Regions from separate parts of the Homo sapiens genome. Here region 2 is linked to region 1. A link is an interaction called in ENCODE POLR2A ChIA-PET data of the cell type or tissue named here. Cell type or tissue: Panc1. All regions are shown on one strand. Each heading gives the region's core, and the rest is flanking DNA. Links, peaks and the distances in the headings are about the cores only. Region 1 has its middle 12 kb from the start of UHMK1. Region 2 holds the start of LOC105371475 (a long non-coding RNA gene).

Region 1 (9,909 bases), core at 1,363-9,362:
CCAGTGGGAAATGTGTTGGAGAGAAGAGTTTAAATTGAACAGCATGTATCTACATGGAAGCTTGATTTGAGGTTGGCGCTTACTCAGTGTTAGCCAAGCAGTTCTGTACTTGATACACTATTGGGGAAGAGGCTGCAGGGAGTGGGGAATGTCTCAATGTCACTCTTGTCAGCTGGCTACAGGAACTTTTTTTCCTGGAATTTTGAGTGGGGAATGTCAAATTAGCATTTTATCAGTATCTCAAACTTGGTATATATATAACTATACTCCTGATCTTCCTCCCAACTTTCTTCCTCCACAGCCTTCCCCAGGTCAGTTCTTGGAAACTCTATTCTTCCAGATGCTCAAGGCAAAAACCCTGGAGTCATTCTTTTTTTTTTTTTTTTTTTTGGCAGAGTCTCACTCTGTCACCCAGGCTGGAGTGCTGGAGTGCAGTGGTGCAATCTCAGCTCACTGCAACCCCCACCTCCCCAGTTCAAGCAGTTCTCCTGTCTCAGCCTCCTGAGTAGCTGGGACTACAGGCGCTCACCACTATACCCAGATAATTTTTGTATTTTTAATAGAGACGGGGTTACACCATGTTGGCCAGGCTGGTCTCAAACTCCTGACCTCAGGTGATGCGCCTGCCTCGGCCTCGCAAAGTGCTGGGATTACAGGCGTAAGCCACCACCCCCAGCCCCCAGGGTCATTCTTGATTCTTCTCTTTCCTCCATTTACAACATATACTCAGTCTCTAACAACTTTTTTTTTACCACCTTCCCAGCTACTAGTCTGTTCCAAGCCTCCATCACCTCCTGCCTCAATGATTGAAATAACCTCCTAGCCAGTCTCCTTGCTTCCACTCCTGCCCTCCTACAGTCTATTCTCAACACTGTAGCCAGAGTGATCCAGTGAGAGCAGAAGTCGGGCTAAGTCATGGCTTCATGGCTTTGCTCCAAACCCTCCATCTCTCCCAGAGTTGAAGTCAAAATCCATAAAATGGGTGATGAAGCTGTCCATGATTTAGACCCCTCTACCACTCCAGCCTCATGTCCTCCCATTATCCCCCATGTCCACTCTGGTCCCAACACACCAGCTTCCTGTTCTTCAAACACATCAGGCAGCTGCCTTCCTCAAGAAGGAAATTTGCTGTTTCCTCTGCCTGGCATAGTCTTTCCACAGATATCTACATGACTCACTTTTCATTTCTTTTTTTTTTTTTTTCTTTTTGAGACAGAGTCTCGCTCTGTCGCCCAGGCTGGAGTGCCACGATGTGATCTTGGCTCACTGCAACCTCCGCCTCCCAAAGTCAAGAGATTCTCCCTGCCTCAGCCTCCATAGTAGCTGGGATTACAGGTGCCCGCCACCACGCCCAGCTAATTTTTGTATTTTTAATAAGAGACAAGGTTTCACCATGTTGGCCAGGCTGGTCTTGAACTGCTGATCTCAGGTGATCTGCCCGCCTTGGCCTCCCAAAGTGCTAGGATTACAGGCATGAGCCACCACACCCAGACAACTTTTCATTTCTTTCAAGTGTTTGCCCAAATGTCCTTAATTGATGAAGTTCTCTTGATCACATTTATATAAATTAGCCATTCCTTACTTCCCTGGTATCCTCTGCACCCCTTACTTTGCTTTCATTTCACTCTGTATCACCTTGGACATAGTATATAATTCATTTTTTAAATTAGATTCCCCTGTCTAAAATAAGGACGAGTTTGATTTTGATTTGTTCACCGCTGTATTTCCAGTGCCTGGAATAGTGTCTGGAACATTATTAAGCTCTTAACAAATGTTTGTTAAATGGTTGTCTATTTTTCAGGCAGCAACAGGAGGCTAGTGGATGGAGAGGGGATGACAACCAGTAGGAGAAAATGGAAAAACCAGAAGATGGACTTTAACAAAGGGCATTATGTCTTAAGGAGGAAAGACAATTAGAAATAGAACTGAGGGGCCGGGCGCAGTGGCTCATGCCTGTAATCCCAGCACTTTGGGAGGCCGAAGTGGGCGGATCACGAGGTCAGGAGATTGAGACCACCCTGGCCAACATGGTGAAACCCCGTCTCCACTAAAAATACAAAAATTAACTGGGCGTGGTGGCATGGGCCTGTAGTCCCAGCTATTTGGCAGGCTGAGGCAGGAGAATCACTTGAACCCAGGAGGCGGAGGTTGCAGTAGTGGAGATCGCACCATTGCACTCCAGCCTGGGTGACAGAGCGAGACTCCATCTCAGAAAAAAAAAAACAGAAATAGAACTGAGGAAGGTAGAGAACAGAGAAACTGATGTGAGTGAAACACACCTGCCTTACAAGATTAAAGGTGTTTGGCCCATTGCTGGGGCCACATGAGAACAAATTAAGAGTCCCAAAAGGGTTTAATGTGTTCATGAGTCAAGGTCAAGATTTGGGGCTTTATTTATTTCATCTCCTGCCACTACCCTCTGACTGAGATGAGAGTTTCCCAAACAAGTGAGACATATGAGACAGACAATGTAGCCGGAGGGTTAGGTGGCAGTGATTGGCAATCTCCACCTGGAGTCTCAGCTCCAAGATAAGCCCTAAGGTTCCCTCTGGAACATCAGTCTGTACTTTTCTATATTTAGAGGAAGTCTCAAGTGTAGGACGATTGCTGCAGTCTGGAGTCTTCACTGGTACAGCAAGATGATGGATTGTTTTTCAGTACTTGTTTCCTCCTATGTAATGATTATTTTTTTCTTTGTAGCTTCACATTACTGGTTTGCTGCGTTGCTGTTCCCCAGACCAAGCAGAAGCATCTGTAACGTCTGAAGGAAGAACCCAGGCCCGCAGCTCACCCACTACAGAACCTAGGGACCTTATCCTTCTTCCAGGTAGGGAAGTCTTCAGCTGTTTTTTTCTAATTATCAATCCTGGACCAAGATTGTTTCATGTAGAATTGAAGGGTACTAAAGGATGAAAGACAGGAAGGATGAGGGAGAGGCAAACGTGGTGGGGGAAGAAGAGGCAAAAGAAAAGGGCACTAGGCAGAGCAGGGCATTTCTTTCTTTCTTTCTTTCTTTCTTTCTTTCTTTCTTTCTTTCTTTCTTTCTTTCTCTCTCTCCTTTTTTCTTTCTTTCTTTCTCTTTTTTTTTTTTTTGAGTTGGAGTCTTGCACTGTTGCCTGGGTTGGAGTGCAGTGGCACGATCTTGGCTCACTGCAACCCCCACCTCCCTGGTTCAAGCGATTCTCCTGCCTCAGCCTCCTGAGTAGCTGGGATTACAGGTGGGTGCTGCCATGCCCGGCTAATTTTTGGCATTTTTAGTAGAGATGGGGTTTCACTATGTTGGCCAGGCTGCATTTTTAGTAGAGATAGGGTTTCACTATGTTGGCCAGGCTGCTCTCGAACTCCTGACTTCGTGATATGCCCACCTCAGCTTCCCAAAGTGCTGGGATTACAGGCATGAGCCTCCATGCCCGGCCAGGGAATTTATTTCAACATCTTCTGTTCCTCCCTTTCTCTCCCAGCACCAACCTCCCTTTCTCTCCCAGCACCAACTAATGCTGAGAAAAGCCACTTTCACTGATGGTGACATTTGAGTCATTTGGACTTCACAACCTCTTTACTTTGATCTCCATCTTCTGGCGAGAGTGGTAATAAACAGTGAAAAGATGGTCTACAATAAACATACGTGTGCACTATTCACAATAGCAAAGACTTGGAACCAACCCAAATGTCCACCAGTGATAGACTGGATTAAGAAAATGTGGCGGCCGGGCGCGGTGGCTCACGCCTGTAATCCCAGCACTTTGGGAGGCCGAGGCGGGCGGATCACGAGGTCAGGAGATCGAGACCATCCCGGCTAAAACGGTGAAACCCCGTCTCTACTAAAAATACAAAAAATTAGCCGGGCGTAGTGGCAGGTGCCTGTAGTCCCAGCTACTTGGGAGGCTGAGGCAGGAGAATGGCGTGAACCCGGGAGGCGGAGCTTGCAGTGAGCCGAGATCCCGCCACTGCACTCCAGCCTGGGCGACAGAGCGAGACTCCGTCTCAAAAAAAAAAAAAAAAAAAGAAAATGTGGCACATATACACCATGGAATACTATGCAGCCATAAAAGAGGATGAGTTCATGTCCTTTGTAGGGACATGGATGAAGCTGGAAACCATCATTCTCAGCAAATTATCGCGAGGACAAAAAACCAAACACCACATGTTCTCACTCATAGGTGGGAATGGAACAATGAGAACACTTGGACACAGGAAGGGGAACAGCACACACTGGGGCCTGTCGTGGGGTGGGGGAAGGGGGGAGGGATAGCATTAGGAGATATACCTAATGCAAATGAAGAGTTAATGGGTGCAGCACACCAATATGGCACATGTATACATATGTAAGAAACCTGCACATTGTGTACACGTACCCTAGAACTTAAAGTATATATATATAAAAAAAAGATGGTTAGCAAAACCAAGGAAAATTTAAGGACCTTGATAATCCAGAAACTGTATGATTATAGATAATCGAGAATTGTCTCTATATTCAAAAACACTGTTTTTACTCCTGATCCTGAAATAATGGAAATCACAAACAAGATATATAAACTCAGATTGTTTTACACCATCACTTGTCACTATTTTACATGGTGTCACAAACTAACTGCATTCATTATTAATTTGCATTAAGAGCTGCATTAGTCTTTCAAATGCCAACAGCTTTTCCTCTGAACATTTTCTTTTCTGCTTATGAATTACTGTTCTGGTTTTTACAGTCTGGGCAGGTTTCCATTAAATCCTTTTTGTTTCATGGGTTCTTGTGTGATGTAATACTAAGTCATTTGCTAAATTACTATGTTCTATTATAATATGGTATTGTATATTTTAATATATCTTTTTATAGATTTTTATATTGTATTTATTCCTTTGAAGAGGAATAGACAGAGAGAGATGTATTGTTTTATTTTTTTTTTTTTTCATTGTGCTGGAGCTGTGTTATAATATAGACAGTACTGGTAGGAGTTAGGCAAAAAAAAAAAAAAAAATTGGTGTGCCATAGAAAAGGATAGATTAGTATTCTGCCTATCGCACATCCCAATCCTCATGAGGAATAGCAACACAATTTTTAAAAATCCTTTAATGTTATATGGCTGAGCAAAGGCAAGGAAAACCTCTTCTTTCCCCTCCCCGCCAAAACCTTGCTCTTCTCTTAATAAAGCTTTCAGCCATCTCTCCAAGTGGCAGCAGGACAATTCCAAAGCCTGACCTTCAGTTCTTAGCAGAGGATGTTAACAGACCTACCCTCAGTTTCCTGGCCCACCAGGACCCCAGCAAACTTTCTGTTGCCTACCAGGCTGGACTGTAGCCACACTCTAACAAGATCTGAGTCTTGACCTTATGGGATGAGTATCTTCTTCCAAACTCTTAGTTTCCTCCTTAGATATCTTCTCCCTTAACCCTATGGATGGTAGCTGTTTCCTGTATTTGCCATTCCTGTATTTTGTGAAATCCCCTTTTATACCTTTTAGTTAACCATCTTTCACTTCTTAATAATTCCATTTTTGAAAGTTTTTCCTGCTCCAATTACTGTTGTGGTTTTTGACTCATAACTAGACTCTCCCTAACATTTCTCAATCTCCTTACCCTGGAGGAATGCTTATAATAATCTTCAAGTCTCAAGGAAACCCTACATAAAAATTATTAAATCTATGGCTTACATTATCAGTAAATTGTAGATGATGGTCAATGTTGTTTAGTAGACAATGTTAGTTTTCTATAGATCTGCTTATTTTGTCTGACTTATTAGTATACCTTTTGCGTGGTTCTCCCTCCTTACAAAGGATAACTCTTATCTAAGTCATTAGTATAAATAGAGAAAACTTTAGTTTTTCCTTTGTTGAAATGTGCTTGATTTTTTACCTTATCCAAGTGGGCCTAAAAGTCTTATAATAAATTTCTACTATGTAAGATATTAATGGGGTATATTATAACATATTTGATGGGCAAAAGTAGTTCTTCACCCTATCTAAAACTAATAATTACTTTATAGCCAACCTTTCTGGGAAAAAAATCGGTAGTTAAGCTTAACTTACCTTTTTAAAAATTAATCTCTTTCTTTTCATGAATTTTTAAAATTTAGAAGGCAGGCTGGGCATGGTGGCTCACACCTTTAATCCCAGCACTTTGGGAGGCAGAAGCGGGCAGATCACCTGAGATCAGGAGTTCAAGACCAGCCAGACCAACATGGTGAAACCCCATCTCTACTCAAAATACAAAAATTAGCAGGGTGAAGTGGCGGGCACTTGTAATCCCATCTACTCGGGAGGCTGAGACAGGAGAATCACTTGAACCTGGGAGGCAGAGGCTGCAGTGAGCCAAGATCACGCCATTGCACTCCAGCCTGGGTGACAGAGCAAGACTCTGTCTCAAAATAAAATAAAATAAATAAATAAATAAAATAAAATAAAATTCAGAAGGCAGATGACAAATTTCTGTTAAATAACTGACAAGCCAAAATGGTGTTTGATTTTTTTCTAAAGGTAGGCTTGGTTGATTTAACTTAAACAAAGACTGCACATTTATTTTGATTAATATTATTCACAACATAAAATTTTATTAACATTTATTGAATAGGTAAGCTATGAAAATCATAAACAAAACCAATATGAATAAAAATCTAGTATAAGATACAATTTTGTACAAGACTTAAAAGAGAACATTTTCTTACTGAGTGACATGATCAAGCTTAAATGTAAGCGTGGCAGTGACAAAATCATTATATACAGGTATTGATTTCTTGCATAAAAGTGTTATTTATTCATTTATTTAATAATAGCAATAGGGTCTTGCTATGTTGCCCAGGCTGGTCTCAAACTCCTGGCCTCAAGCAATCCTCTTGCCTCACCCTCCCAAAAATGTTGGGATTACAGGCGTGAGCCACTATGCCCAGCCAAAATTGTTATTTTTGAGGCTAAAAATGAAAAAGAAAATTTTCTTCTTTAATGTGAAACTTGGGCTTGTTTTTTATTGCACAAATAATTCTGAGTTGAAGTTTAATTCTGAATATTGAATTCTGAGTTTAAGATAAGCATACATGGATTTCATTTTCCAGTAAAATGAGACAATTTCTGTCTTTACTCTTCATACTTTCTATACTATAAAAAATTCTCACGGATTTAAGTAGTTAAAAACTGAAGCAAAGCCAGGTGTGGTGGCTCACTCCTGTAATCCCAGCACTTTGGGAGGCTGAGGCGGGTGGATCATTTGAGGTCAGGAGTTCGAGACCAGCCTGGCCAATATGGTGAAACCCCATCTCTACTAAAAATACAAAAATTAACTGGGCGTGGTGGCGGGCACCTGTAATCCCAGCTACTACGGAGGCTGAGGCAGGAGAATCGCTTGAACCCGGGAGGTGGAGGTTGCAGTGAGCCAAGATTGTGCCATTGCACTCCAACCCGGGCAACAGAGCAAGACTCTGTCTCAAAAAACAAAAAAACAAACAACAACCAAAAAAAACTGAAGCAAATTATTGTTTTCCTATGAATAGCAGGATATTTTCATTTTACCAAATTCCAGAACTTGTCTAGGAGCAGGTCAGTAAATCTCATCTTTTGTATATGAACAGATTATACCTTACAGAGCTCTTTCTTGTCTCTCAAAGCCAAGAGTAGACGCATTAGAAAAAAAGATCCCTGGCGGGCGCAGTGGCTCACGCCTGTAATCCCAGCACTTTGGGAGGCCGAGGAGGTGGATCACGAGGTCAGGAGATCAAGATCATCCTGGCTAACACGGTGAAACTCCGTCTCTACCAAAAATATAAAAATTAGCAGGGCGTGGTGGTGGGCGCCTGTAGTCCAGCTACTCGGGAGGCTGAGGCAGGAAAATGGTGTGAACCCAGGAGGCGGAGCTCGCAGTGAGCCGAGATCGCGCCACTGCACTCCAGCCTGGGAGACAGAGCGAGACTCCGTTTCAAAAAAAAAAAAAAAAAAAAAAAAAAAAAAAAAAAAAAAAATCCCTTACCAAGTCACACACTTGGATTGAAAGAAGACAAAACACTGTTCAATTTTGTTATGCATTTCTTTCTGATTTTTAAAAAGCTTTAAATTTTGGCCGGGAGCAATGGCTCACGGCTGTAATCCCGACAGTTTGGGAGGCAGAGGTGGGAGGATCACTTGAGAACAGGAGTTGGAGACCAGCCTGGCCAACTTAGTGAAACCCCACCTCTACTAAAAATTAAAAAAAGTTAGCCAGGTGTGGTGGTGGGCACCTGTAATCCCAGCAACTTGGCAGGCTGAGGCAGGAGAATTGCTTGAACCTGGGAGGTGGAGGTTGCAGTGAGCTGAGATCACGCCACTGCACTCCAGCGTGGGCGACAGAGCAAGATTCCGCCGCAAAAAAAAAAGAAAAAAAATGTTTTAAATTTTTAATTATTATGGGCACGTAATAGTTGTATATATTTATGGGGTACATATGATGATTTGCAACAAGCATATAATATGAAATGATCAAATCACAGTCATTGGGGTATCCATCACCTCAAGCATTTATCATTTCTTTGTGTTAGGAACATTCAAATTTCACTATTTTTGTTATTTTTTAACTTACAATAGATTATTGTTAACTATAGTCACCCTATTGTGCTCTGAATGCTAGATCTTATTTATCGTATCTAACTGTATCTTTGTACTTACTCTAACTGTATTTTTGCATCCCCTCCCTACTACCCTTCCTATCCTCTAGTAATCATCATTCTACTCTGTCTCCAAGAGTTCATTTAAAATAATTTTTAACTCCCACTTAGGAGAGAGAACATGTGAAATTTGTCTTTCTGTGCCTGACTTATTTCACATAACATGATGCCCTACAGGTTCATCCATGTTGTTGCAAATGATTGGATCTCTTTCTGTTGAATGGCCAAATAATATTTTATTATGCACATGTACCATATTTCTTTATGCATTCATCCACTGATGGGCACTTCGGCTGATTCTGTATCTTGACTATTGTGAATAGTGCTGCAATGAACATGGGAGTGCAGGTATTCCTTCCATATACTGATTTCCTTTCTTTCAGGTATATACCTAGCAGTGGGATAGCTGGTATGGTACCTCTGTTTTTTGTTTTTAGAGGAATCTTCATACCGTTCTCCACAGTGGTTGTACTAATTTACATTTCCACCAACAGTGTAGAAGGGTTCCTCTTTCTCCACATGCTCACCAGCATTCATTATTGCCTATCTTTTGGATAAAAGCTATTTTAACTGGGCGGAGTGAGATGATATCTTATTGTAATTTTTATTTACATTTTTCTGTGATTAGTGATGTTGAGCATTTTCTTTTTATACCTGTTGATCATTTACATGTCTTCTTTTGAGAAACATCTATTCAGATCTTTTGCCTACTTTTTAATGGATTATTTGTTTTTTTTTTTTTCGTAATGAGTTGTTTGAGCTCCTTATATATTCTGGTTATTAATCCCTTTTCAGATGGGTAGTTTGCAAACATTTTCTCCCATTCTGTGGGTTGTCTCTTTATTGTGTTGATTGTTTCCATTGCTGTGCAAAAGCTTCTTAGCTTCATCTGTCCATTTTTGCTTCAGTTGCCTATGCTTTTGAGGTATTACTCAAGAAATCTTTGTCCAGATCAATGTCCCAGAGTGTTTAGCCAACATTTTCTCTTAGTAGTTTTATAGTTTCAGGCCTTAGATTTAAGTCTTTAATCTTTTTCATTGTTGTTGTTGTTGAGATGGAGTCTTGGAGTCCCACTCAGTCACCCAGGCTAGAGTGCAGTAGTATGATCTTGGCTCACTGCAACCTCCGCCCCCCAGGGTTCAAGTGATTCTCACGTTTCAACCTCCTGAGTAGCTGAGATTACAGGTGCACGCCACCATGCCCGGCTAATTTTTAGTAGAGACAGGGTTTTGCCATGTTGGCCAGGCTGGTCTCAAACTCCTGACTTCAAGTGATCCACCCACCTCGGCCTC
Region 2 (9,909 bases), core at 1,328-9,327, 310 kb after region 1:
GTCAGTCAGTAGCCATCAACATCAAGTGTACCTTGTTTTTATATGCACTTGGAACCAAAATATTTGTGTGACTCACTTTATTGAGATACTCGTTTTATTGCAGTGGCCTGGAACCAAACCCGCAGTATCTCCAAGGTATGCCTGTACCAACTTGACAGTATTGTGACCGATTATAAGGTTCAATGACATTATGTATGAAAGTACCCTGCACAGTGACTGTCAGGAAGCAGACACTGTAAATGATGACTGTCGTAACAATTATTGTAATAATCTACCTCTTTCTGGGCCTCTGAGTAAAAAGCCATGTGACTTTGTGTTCAAATCTCTCCAGACCCTGGCTTCCTCCTCTAGTACATGAAGAAGGAAGATGGCTCTCTGACCATCTCACTGTACAGCTCTGAGGATTAAAATAACAATGTAAATAGAAGCACTGTGAAAAATACAAGCCCAATGCAAATGTCAAGTGGGACTTTTTTCAACTCTATCCAGGAATTCTCCAGAGTCCTTCATAAAGCTGGCCTTCTTAGGTCATCCCCAGAAAAGATGTTGCATACACTTGAAATCAACTCAGACCATACTCAGTGGTCTACCATGTTTCCTGTCTGATACAAGGAGAGTACTGAACAAAAATCTTTGAGCATCTGAGATACTGATGGCTTGTGAAGCCATGAATGAAATAAATTGGGCATTTTGGGCTCCATCCTACAAAGGAAGTGCCCAAATCAATCCCCTCATTCCTGGCCATCAGGAAGCATCCACTCCAGTGAGCAGTTCATGTCAACATCACCCCCTAATTCAAAAGGCCCTTGATAACTGTTATCCAGGGGGCAGCTGGTACTAGAAAAGCCCTTAAAAATAAGAACCAGAACTTCACAATAGTGAAAAAATAAGAGCTGACAGAATTAATCTTTCAAAATGAAGTAAAAATTATGCAAATAAGCTTATCTAAAATGTAAAACCTTATTTAAAATGTGAAATATTTAGATCATATTGAATTTTGCATTAATTCTTAGGCTAGACTGAGTTATTGATTTATTGTTGTAATTTTTTTCCAACATCACTACATAATAACATGACATCCTTTACTACATCTCTGACTTTCATGACATTACTATACAGAGCATAATTTTTGCAGAAATTATTTAAGAGCTTTCATTTTCTCAAAGGTGTGTCTTAATATTCAAAGATATTCAAATCCTTCTCCTTTGAAGTCAGTTTCTTGTCAGCATACTGATTGTTTTTCTCACCAATTATGAGTGGGTCTAACCCTGCCCAGTCCTCTTTTGTCTGTTAAGTTGTTTGAGCAGTTCTCCAGCAATCCTTTTATTGACTACCTATAATCCTACATCTTTTGCAAGACTTGCAATTTCACTTTGAAATACATTTGCATGGAAATTGCACTGTACTGCCAGATCTGAAAGCAGAATGCTGGCTGATAGACCTTGAGGATAGCTGAGAATAGATGCTGCTGTTAAGGGGAGGATGACTGAACAGGGAATGTTTTAGTTTTCTACTTGCTGCATAATAATGGCCACAAACTTCAAGGCTTAAAGCAACACACATTTAGTATCTCCCAGTTTCCCTGGGTCAGGAGTCTGAATACAGCTTACATGGGTCCTCTGCTGAGAGTCTTGCAAAGCTGCAACCATGGTGTCAACCAGGCTGTGTTCCTTTCTGAAGCTCATGGGTCATCTCCCAAGCTCACGTTGTCGTTGGCAGAACTGAGTTCCCGGCAGCTACAGGACTGAGGCTCCACTTTCTTGCTGGCTGTCAGCTGAGGGCCATGCTCCGCTCCAAGAGGCTCCTGTAGTCCCTTTCCACATGTGCCTCTCACATGCAGAAGGTCCCGCTCCAGGCTGCTAAAATGGGGTCTTAAATAACGTAACACATTGGCCGGGCGCGGTGGCTCATGCCTATAATCCCAGCACTTTGGGAGGCTGAGGCAGGCGGATCACAAGGTCAGGAGATCGAGACCATCCTGGCTAACACGGTGAAAGCGCGCCTCTACTAAAAATACAAAAAATTAGCTGGCCGTGGTGGCGGGCGCCTGTGGTCCCAGCTACTCAGAAGGCTGAGGCAGAAGAACGGCGTGAACCCGGGAGGCGGAGCTTGCAGTCAGCAGAGATAGCGCCACTGCACTCCAGCCTGGGCGACAGAGCGACACTCTGTCTCAAAAAATAAATAAATAAAATAAATAAATAAAAATAAAATAACACATCATGGAGGAGGCTACACAAGGGCCTGGCACATTGGAGGTCACCGGGTGCATTTGCCACAGGGATTGTTTCTGTAAGTGATGGCTTCATTGGTGAATATTTGGATGTTATGATCACTGTTGCTTTCCTAGGTAACATATCATTCAGAAATCCAGATAATGAACACCTGCATAATGCTGGTCCTCACCTCTCAGATCCAGGCTCTCCATTCCCACTGTCATGGCTCCAGTTTAGGCCCCTACATTCTTGCCAGCAGCCAGCACTAATAAATGGTGTCCGGCCTTTTCTCCTCCCAATCCATCCTCTGCATCACCTCTAGAGAGAGCTTAGTAATCTGCAAACCTCACCATATTTATTCTCTGCTAAAAATCTACCAATAGGTCACTACTACCAGCAGGATGAGGTCAAAGCTTTTTAGCAGGCAAGTCAGCGCCTTCATGATCTTATTGCCTGAGAAATCCACTGTCAAGTCCATCTCTCTCCAGCCCTCCCTGTGCTCTCTCACCTCTAGGTCCAGGATTTCCCTCCCCACTCATCCACCCTTCTGGATCTGAGTTCAAGGATCACAGCCTCTGTGAAGCCTGCTTGGACTTTCTCAAGAAGCTTCACATAATGTTTCTTTACATTCTCACTGAATTGTTTTTGCATAATCGCTGCAGCATTTACCCCAAATGCTGGTTTCCAGGTCCGTCTTCCCAACAGACTGGATGCATCTGCAGGCAAGAACTAGCTTTTTCCTTCCTCTGTCTTTAGCAGTACCAGAGAACAGACTGGCAATGGCTGTAGAATTGTTGTTTATCTAGCACAGCATGACAAATAAGAACACAGATTATAAAACCCCACAGCCTGCATTTGAAAGCCAGCTAGCCGGCTTCCTAGCTGTGTAACTCAGGGCAGGTTACTCAACTTCCCTGTGCCTTGGTTTTACCACCTCTAAAAGAAGAATCGTTTTCATATCTATTTCGTAAGATTTTTATGAGGTGTAAACAAGCTAATATTTGTTAAGGAACTAAAAAAGGGTGTAACATATGATTAAGACTATATAAACATTTGTTACATAAAATAAATACCCAGTAACTACGAGATACACAATGGTAGGAAATTCATGCAAAGAAAGGAGAGATGCCACACAGGTCCAGGAGATGAGCTAATGACAAAACTGTTATCAAAATTTTTCAGCCAAAAAAGAAACAGTATACATAACCACCAGCACCACCCCCCTCAACCCCCACCAAAAAACCCCACAAACAAATAAAGCAAGAATGATAAAATCCTGGTAATTCCAGGACCTGAGTGATAGGTATAAGACGGACTAAACTAGTCTTTTTACTTTGGTGTATGTTTGACAATGCTCGGAATGAAAACAGTTTAAATCTAAATAGGCCAGCATAGGCTGAGCATCCAGGAAGTATAAGAGCACCTAGGCAAGGCTACAACTTTCACACAGAGAAAGAAACCTTTTTCTTCCACTGTTCATAAACTGACGGGCAACCCTGGTGAGCTGAACGAGGTGCTTCTGGATGAGCCCTTTCTAGCTGGGTGGATGCCACCTTCTGTTATATGCTGGTCTCCAGAGACGGCATGACGCAGTGGGAAAAGCTCTGGCATCAGGAGGGATGAGTGTAAGTGCCAGCTGTCACTTACTAGCTACCTAGCCCTCCTGTGCCTGAGTCTCCTCACCTATAAAGTGGAAGGCCCTACTTCATAGGGTTGCTAAAAGGATTATTAAATAATATATTAGCAACTAGCACCATGTTTGGTGTATGGCACATACTCAGTAAACATATTTTTAAATAAAATAATACAAAACTAATCATACTCTTAGCAAGCACATCATTCAGCAGTCACAGTCTTTCACCTTTATTCAAATGGAATGAAAACTTATGTCCACACAAAAAGCTGCTCACAGATGTTCTTGGCAGCTTTATTCATAATTCCAAACCTTGGAAGCAGCCAAAATGTCCTTCAGTAGGTGAATGAATAAATCAACTGTGGTGTATCCAGACAATGGCATATTAATCAGCACTAAAAAAAATGAGCTATCGAGCCATAATAAGACCTAGAGGAATCTTAAATGCATACTACTAAGTGAAAGAAACCAATCTAAAAAGCCATTCATACCTACTGTATGATTCCAACTATATGACATTCTGGAAAAGGCAAAATTATAGACAGTAAAAAGATCAGTGTTTGCTAGAGGTTAGGAGGAGGAAGGCATGAATAAGCAGGGGACAGAGGATTTTTATGGCAGTGAAACTATTCTGTATGAAACTATAATGGTAGATACATGTCATTAAACACTCGTCCAAACCCACAGAATGCACAACACCAAGAATGAACCCTCATGTCAATTATGAACTCTGAGTGATAATGATGTGTCAATGTAGGTTCATCAGTTGTAACCAATGTGCCATTCTGGTGTGGAATGTTTAAAGTGGGGGACATTGTGCATGTGCAGGGGCAGGAATATATGGGATCCCCAAACTTTCCATTCAATTTTGCTAAAATTACTCTAAAAATAATGTTTACTACTTTTTTAAAAAATAGAAAAATCACATCATTTAGTTAAAAATGTTTAAATAAATTAATATAAACTTCAAAATAAATAAGTAAATAAAAAGAGTAGGCAAACTCAGTATATAACTACAGGTCAGAGAGCTGCCCCGCAAACTGAAGTGTGGGAAAACCAGGAGACTGAGCTACACTGACCCCAGACCCATGGCTGGTTCCCTTCATGCCAGTGGCTGAAAGACTCCGCAGCTGACCTACCTGGCAAAACAGACACCACCACAACTCACCCCAAAGATCTGAAAGGGCCATGCGTGGGCCGGCCTCTCTCCTGAGTCACACAGGACGAATCACTCTGTGTAACAAACACTCTGGTTTACTGGCCTTTACTGCCACACCAAAGTCACGTGAAAACTGCTTTCAGGAATCAGGGTTAAGTTCCTAATTAACACAATGGCGTAATCCTTGGGGCTCAGCTAAGCCCTGACTCCAGGGCTATTCCAAATCACATAATCCACCCTCCTCCCCCATATCACCTCCTGGATTAAAATTTTTAAAGTTCTCAGCAAGAAGGGTGGTCAATGCTTACCACTTACAGGCAGAGAAGAAAACAGGTCAGTATATGGGCAGCTCAGCAGCAGAACTACCAATTTTTAGAGTGTGCTGACATTGTCCAGGTAGAATTGAGGAGGTAGATGCTGAAAGGCAGATACTCAAATGAGGCAGATTCTCCTAGGCATTTATCCAATTAATTTGAAAGCTTATGTGCACATAAAAGACTGCATATGAATCGCTATAGCAGCTTTATTCGTAATCATCAAAATCTGGAAATAAGATGTCCTTGAATAGGTAAGTGAAAAAACTGTGGTACATTCATATTATGGAATACTGTTCAGCAATAAAAAATGAGCTATTGGCTGGGCGCAGTGGATCACACCTGTAATCCCAGGCCAAGGTGGGTGGATCACCAGGTCAAGAGATCAAGACCATCTTGGCCAATGTGGTGAAACCCTGTCTCTACAAAAAATACAAAAAGTAGCTGGGCGTGGTAGCACACGCCTGTAGTCCCAGCTACTTGGGAGGCTGAGGCAGGAGAATTGCTTGAACCCAGGAGGCAGAGGTTGCAGTGAGCCAAGATCACACCACTGCACTCCAGCCTGGCAACAGAGCAACACTCCATCTCAAAAAAAAAAAAAAAAAAAAAAGAGCTATTATGCCACAAAAAGATATGAATGAATCTTAAGTACATACTGCTAAGTGAAAGAAACCAGTCTGAAAAGGCTACATTTTCTATGATTCTAATTACATGGCATTCTAGAAAAAGCAAAAATTATAGGGATAGTAAATAGACCAGTGGTTGCCAGGGGTTTGGGGATAGGGTTTGGGAATTAAATAGATGAAGCACAGTGGACTATTTGGGGCAGTAAGATTATTCTGTATGATACTGTAATGTAAGTATAGGACATTAAGCATTTGACAAAAACCCACAGAACTTTATAGCACAAGAGTAAACCTAAATGCATGCAAATTTTTTAAAAAAAATCATTGAGTGGGAGGCCAAGGATCCCAGGATGGAATGTAAAATGTGACCCCCAAAAATCTAAATGTATTACAAATGTATGAAATAATCTCACTGAAGAAGTGAGACAGTAAGGTGCTAACAGAAGTTATCTTAGAAATCAGTGGAGTCTGTACAAACTAATGGCAAAAAGAACTGTACATAAGCACTGTACTAGAGCTGAAAAATTGTTTCCAATGGGGGTATGGGTTAACGATTCTGATACTACTGTACGCGTACACTGGAAGTGAACAATTAAGCAAATGGGTGGTGGTAGCTAGGTTTCTAACTGCTTGCGGGGGATATTACAGATAAGCAAGGGAGGAAGCTAGAATGATTTATGTAATATGGATCAGAATTGCAGACATCACTACAAACTCATGTTTGGCTTAATATAGATGGCTACATATAGAAATATTCATGGGTATTTGTATATTAAAGAGGTAGCATACACACGTATTTCATTGCTCTATCTGCTGAGAGGGCCTAGATGCAAACACATTCCAGCAGCAACTAACCGACCGCCCCCACCCCCACACCTCCGATCCTGCTATCTAACTCCATGCCTTCAACAAAAGGAGTCAGGGCTCTTTGCAGAAATGCTGGATTCAGGAAATACACCAGATGAGCCTGGAGTACTGTGTAGTGCCAGAAAGTTAAAACGTGCTCAAAACAACAAACAATGATGGGGCAAGGGGATACAAGAGCCAAATCAAAGAGTTTTTAGCAGCCACATTAAAACAATTTGTGCAATGAAATAAAGAAGTACTTATAATACAAGGTATAAAACAAATATCCATGATTCTTTACTGATAAAAATAAATAAATGACTGAATAAAGCAATAAATGGGAGAGGACAGACAAATCTATGCAAAAGAATTCCAAATACTTGACATAACTGTTTTAACTGTTTTAACTGCCTTTAAGGAGGTAGAGCAAAACTTTCCACTCTGTAAGTGCATGTAAGTGCAGACCATGCATAACGACTTTTTTTTTTTTCCCCAAAAAGTACTTCATGGAAAGAAAAACAGTAACTTTACAAATACTATCTCAAGCCAGGTGATCAAGGTTAACATCAACAGTGATAAGTCATAATGATAGTATGTACCCTTCAAATTATATGATGAGAATGCCATCTTACCTCTCTGTCTTCCTCCCAAAAACATATTAACCATGAGGAAAACATCAAATTCCAGTTAAAGGAGATTCTACAAAATAGGCCTGACCAGTAATCTTCAAAATTGTGAAGATCACCAAAATTGTCAAGATCACCAAAAATCTGAAAAACAGTCACAGTCCAGGGGAGCCTAAGGAGGATAAGAACTAAATGTGGTCCCAGACAAGATCCTGGAACAGAAAATGAACACTAAGGGAAAACTAAGGAAATATGAACAAGTATGGATTTTAGTTAATAAGAATATATCAATATCAGTTCATTAATTCTAACAACTGTACCATACTAACATTAGATGCTGATAATAGGGGAAGTTGGGTGTTGGGTATGCAAGAACTCTCTGTACTATCTTTGCAATAATTCTGTAAACCTAAAACTGTTTTATAATAGAAAGTTTTTTTATTTTTTATTATATTATTATTACACTTTAAGTTTTAGGGTACATGTGCACAACGTGCAGGTTTGTTACATATGTATACATGTGCCATGTTGGTGTGCTGCACCCATTAACTCATCATTTAGCATTAGGTATATATCCTAATGCTATCCCTTCCCCCTCCCCCCACCCCACAACAGTACCCAATGTGTGATATTCCCCTTCCTGTGTCCATGTGTTCTCATTCTTCAATTCCCACCTATAAGTGAGAACATGTGGTGTTTGGTTTTTTGTCGTTGCGATAGTTTGCTGAGAATGATGGTTTCCAGCTTCATCCATGTCCCTACAAAGGACATGAACTCATCATTTTTTATGGCTGCATAGTATTCCATGGTGTATATGTGCCACATTTTCTTAATCCAGTCTATCATTGTTGGACATTTGGGTTGGTTCCAAGTTTTTGCTATTGTGAATAGTGCCGCAATAAACATACGTGTGCATGTATCTTTATAGCAGCATGATTTATAATCCTTTGGGTATATACCCAGTAATGGGATGGCTGGGTCAAATGGTATTTCTAGTTCTAGATCCCTGAGGAATCACCACACTGATTTCCACAATGGTTGAACTAGTTTACAGTCCCACCAACAGTGTAAAAGTGTTCCTACTTCTCCACATCCTCTCTAGCACCTGTTGTTTCCTGACTTTTTAATGATTGCCATTCTAACTGGTGTGAGATGGTATCTCATTGTGGTTTTGATTTGCATTTCTCTGATGGCCAGTGAGCATTTTTTCATGTGTCTTTTGGCTGCATAAATGTCTTCTTTTGAGAAGTGCCTGTTCATATCCTTCGCCCACTTGTTGATGGGGTTGTTTGTTTTTTTCTTGTAAATCTGTTTGAGTTCATTGTAGATTCTGGATATTAGCTGTCAGATGAGTAGGTTGCAAAAATTTTCTCCCATTCTGTAGGTTGCCTGTTCACTCTGATGGTAGTTTCTTTTGCGTGCAGAAGCTCTTTAGTTTAATTGGATCCCATTTGTCAATTTTGGCTTTTGTTGCCATTGCTTTTGGTGTTTTAGACATGAAGTCCTTGCCCATGCCTATGCCCTGAATGGTATTGCCTAGGTTTTCTTCTAGGGTTTTTATGGTTTTAGGTCTAACATGTAAGTCTTTAATCCATCTTGAATTAATTTTTGTATAAGGTGTAAGGAAGGGATCCAGTTTCAGCTTTCTACATATGGCTAGCCAGTTTTCCCAGCACCACTTATTAAATAGGGAATCCTATTTAATAAATGGAGGAGAGTGGAGGACAGCTGTGGTGGCTCACACCTATATTTCCAGCACTTTGGGAGGCTGAGGCAGGCAGATCACCTGAGATCAGGACCAGCCTGGGCAACCTGGTGAAACCCCGTCAAAAATATTAGACGGGTGCAAAAGTAATTGCGCTTTTTGCCATTATTTTCAAAGGCAAAAACGCAATAACTTTTGCATCAACATACACAAAAAATTAGCTGGGCATGGTAGCACCCACCTGTGGTCCTAGCTACTCAGGGGGCTGCAGTGTGCAGTGGGAGGATCACTTGAGCCTGGGAAGCAAAGGTTGCAATGAGCCAAGATTGCGCCACTACACTCCAGCCTGGGTGACAGACTGAGACCCCATCACAAAAAAAAAACCTCCTATTGAGCAAGGGTGAACTTGTGTTTGGTTAAGAATAACACTCAACTAGCAGGCAGAGAAGTTTGCTGCCTGAATAGCAGAATCTCAAGGCTCAGTCTCAACATCAGCATAGTTATTTAAATGATTCATATTTAAATGATTCATGACCATCCATTGGTTAATCTATGCAAAACCTTGAGATGAAAACAAACAAACAAACAAACAAAAACAAACAACAACAAAAAAAACCTTTCCTCACCTGACAGAAGGGAAAGCACATACATATACCAAAGAGTTGGCTGGGTCACAGAAAATAGTGATATATGACAATAATCTCCAATGACCACCTGCTGACATTCCACTTAAACCACCCGCCTCATCAAGATTATTCCTGTAGGCCACTAGTTTGCAATGTTAAGT

The links. ChIA-PET counts read pairs that join two places held together with the same protein. Peaks named below come from ENCODE experiments on the same cell type or tissue, not always from the same donor. Only the 100,000 strongest peaks of a DNase experiment are listed, where the experiment ranks them.
Region 2: POLR2A ChIA-PET joins it to region 1 with 5 read pairs; 1 of 35 experiments calls an interaction of 5 or more read pairs at or near these places.

The regions. Positions count from the first base shown.
Region 1 is chr1:162,481,063-162,490,971 of GRCh38, reverse strand. No RefSeq gene overlaps it. Among named protein-coding and RNA genes, the nearest start is that of UHMK1, 12 kb to the left of the region's middle. In Panc1, for the core only: no CTCF peak of the experiment used is centred there; a DNase peak (open chromatin) is centred at 3,523.
Region 2 is chr1:162,172,526-162,182,434 of GRCh38, reverse strand. All of the region lies in intron 2 of NOS1AP (nitric oxide synthase 1 adaptor protein), which reads right to left. It overlaps LOC105371475 (a long non-coding RNA gene), which reads left to right and starts at 7,527. Exons shown (of 4, transcript XR_007066699.1): 1 at 7,527-7,677. RefSeq lists an enhancer at 1,461-1,991. In Panc1, for the core only: no CTCF peak of the experiment used is centred there; no DNase peak of the experiment used is centred there; H3K27ac peaks cover 5,699 bases.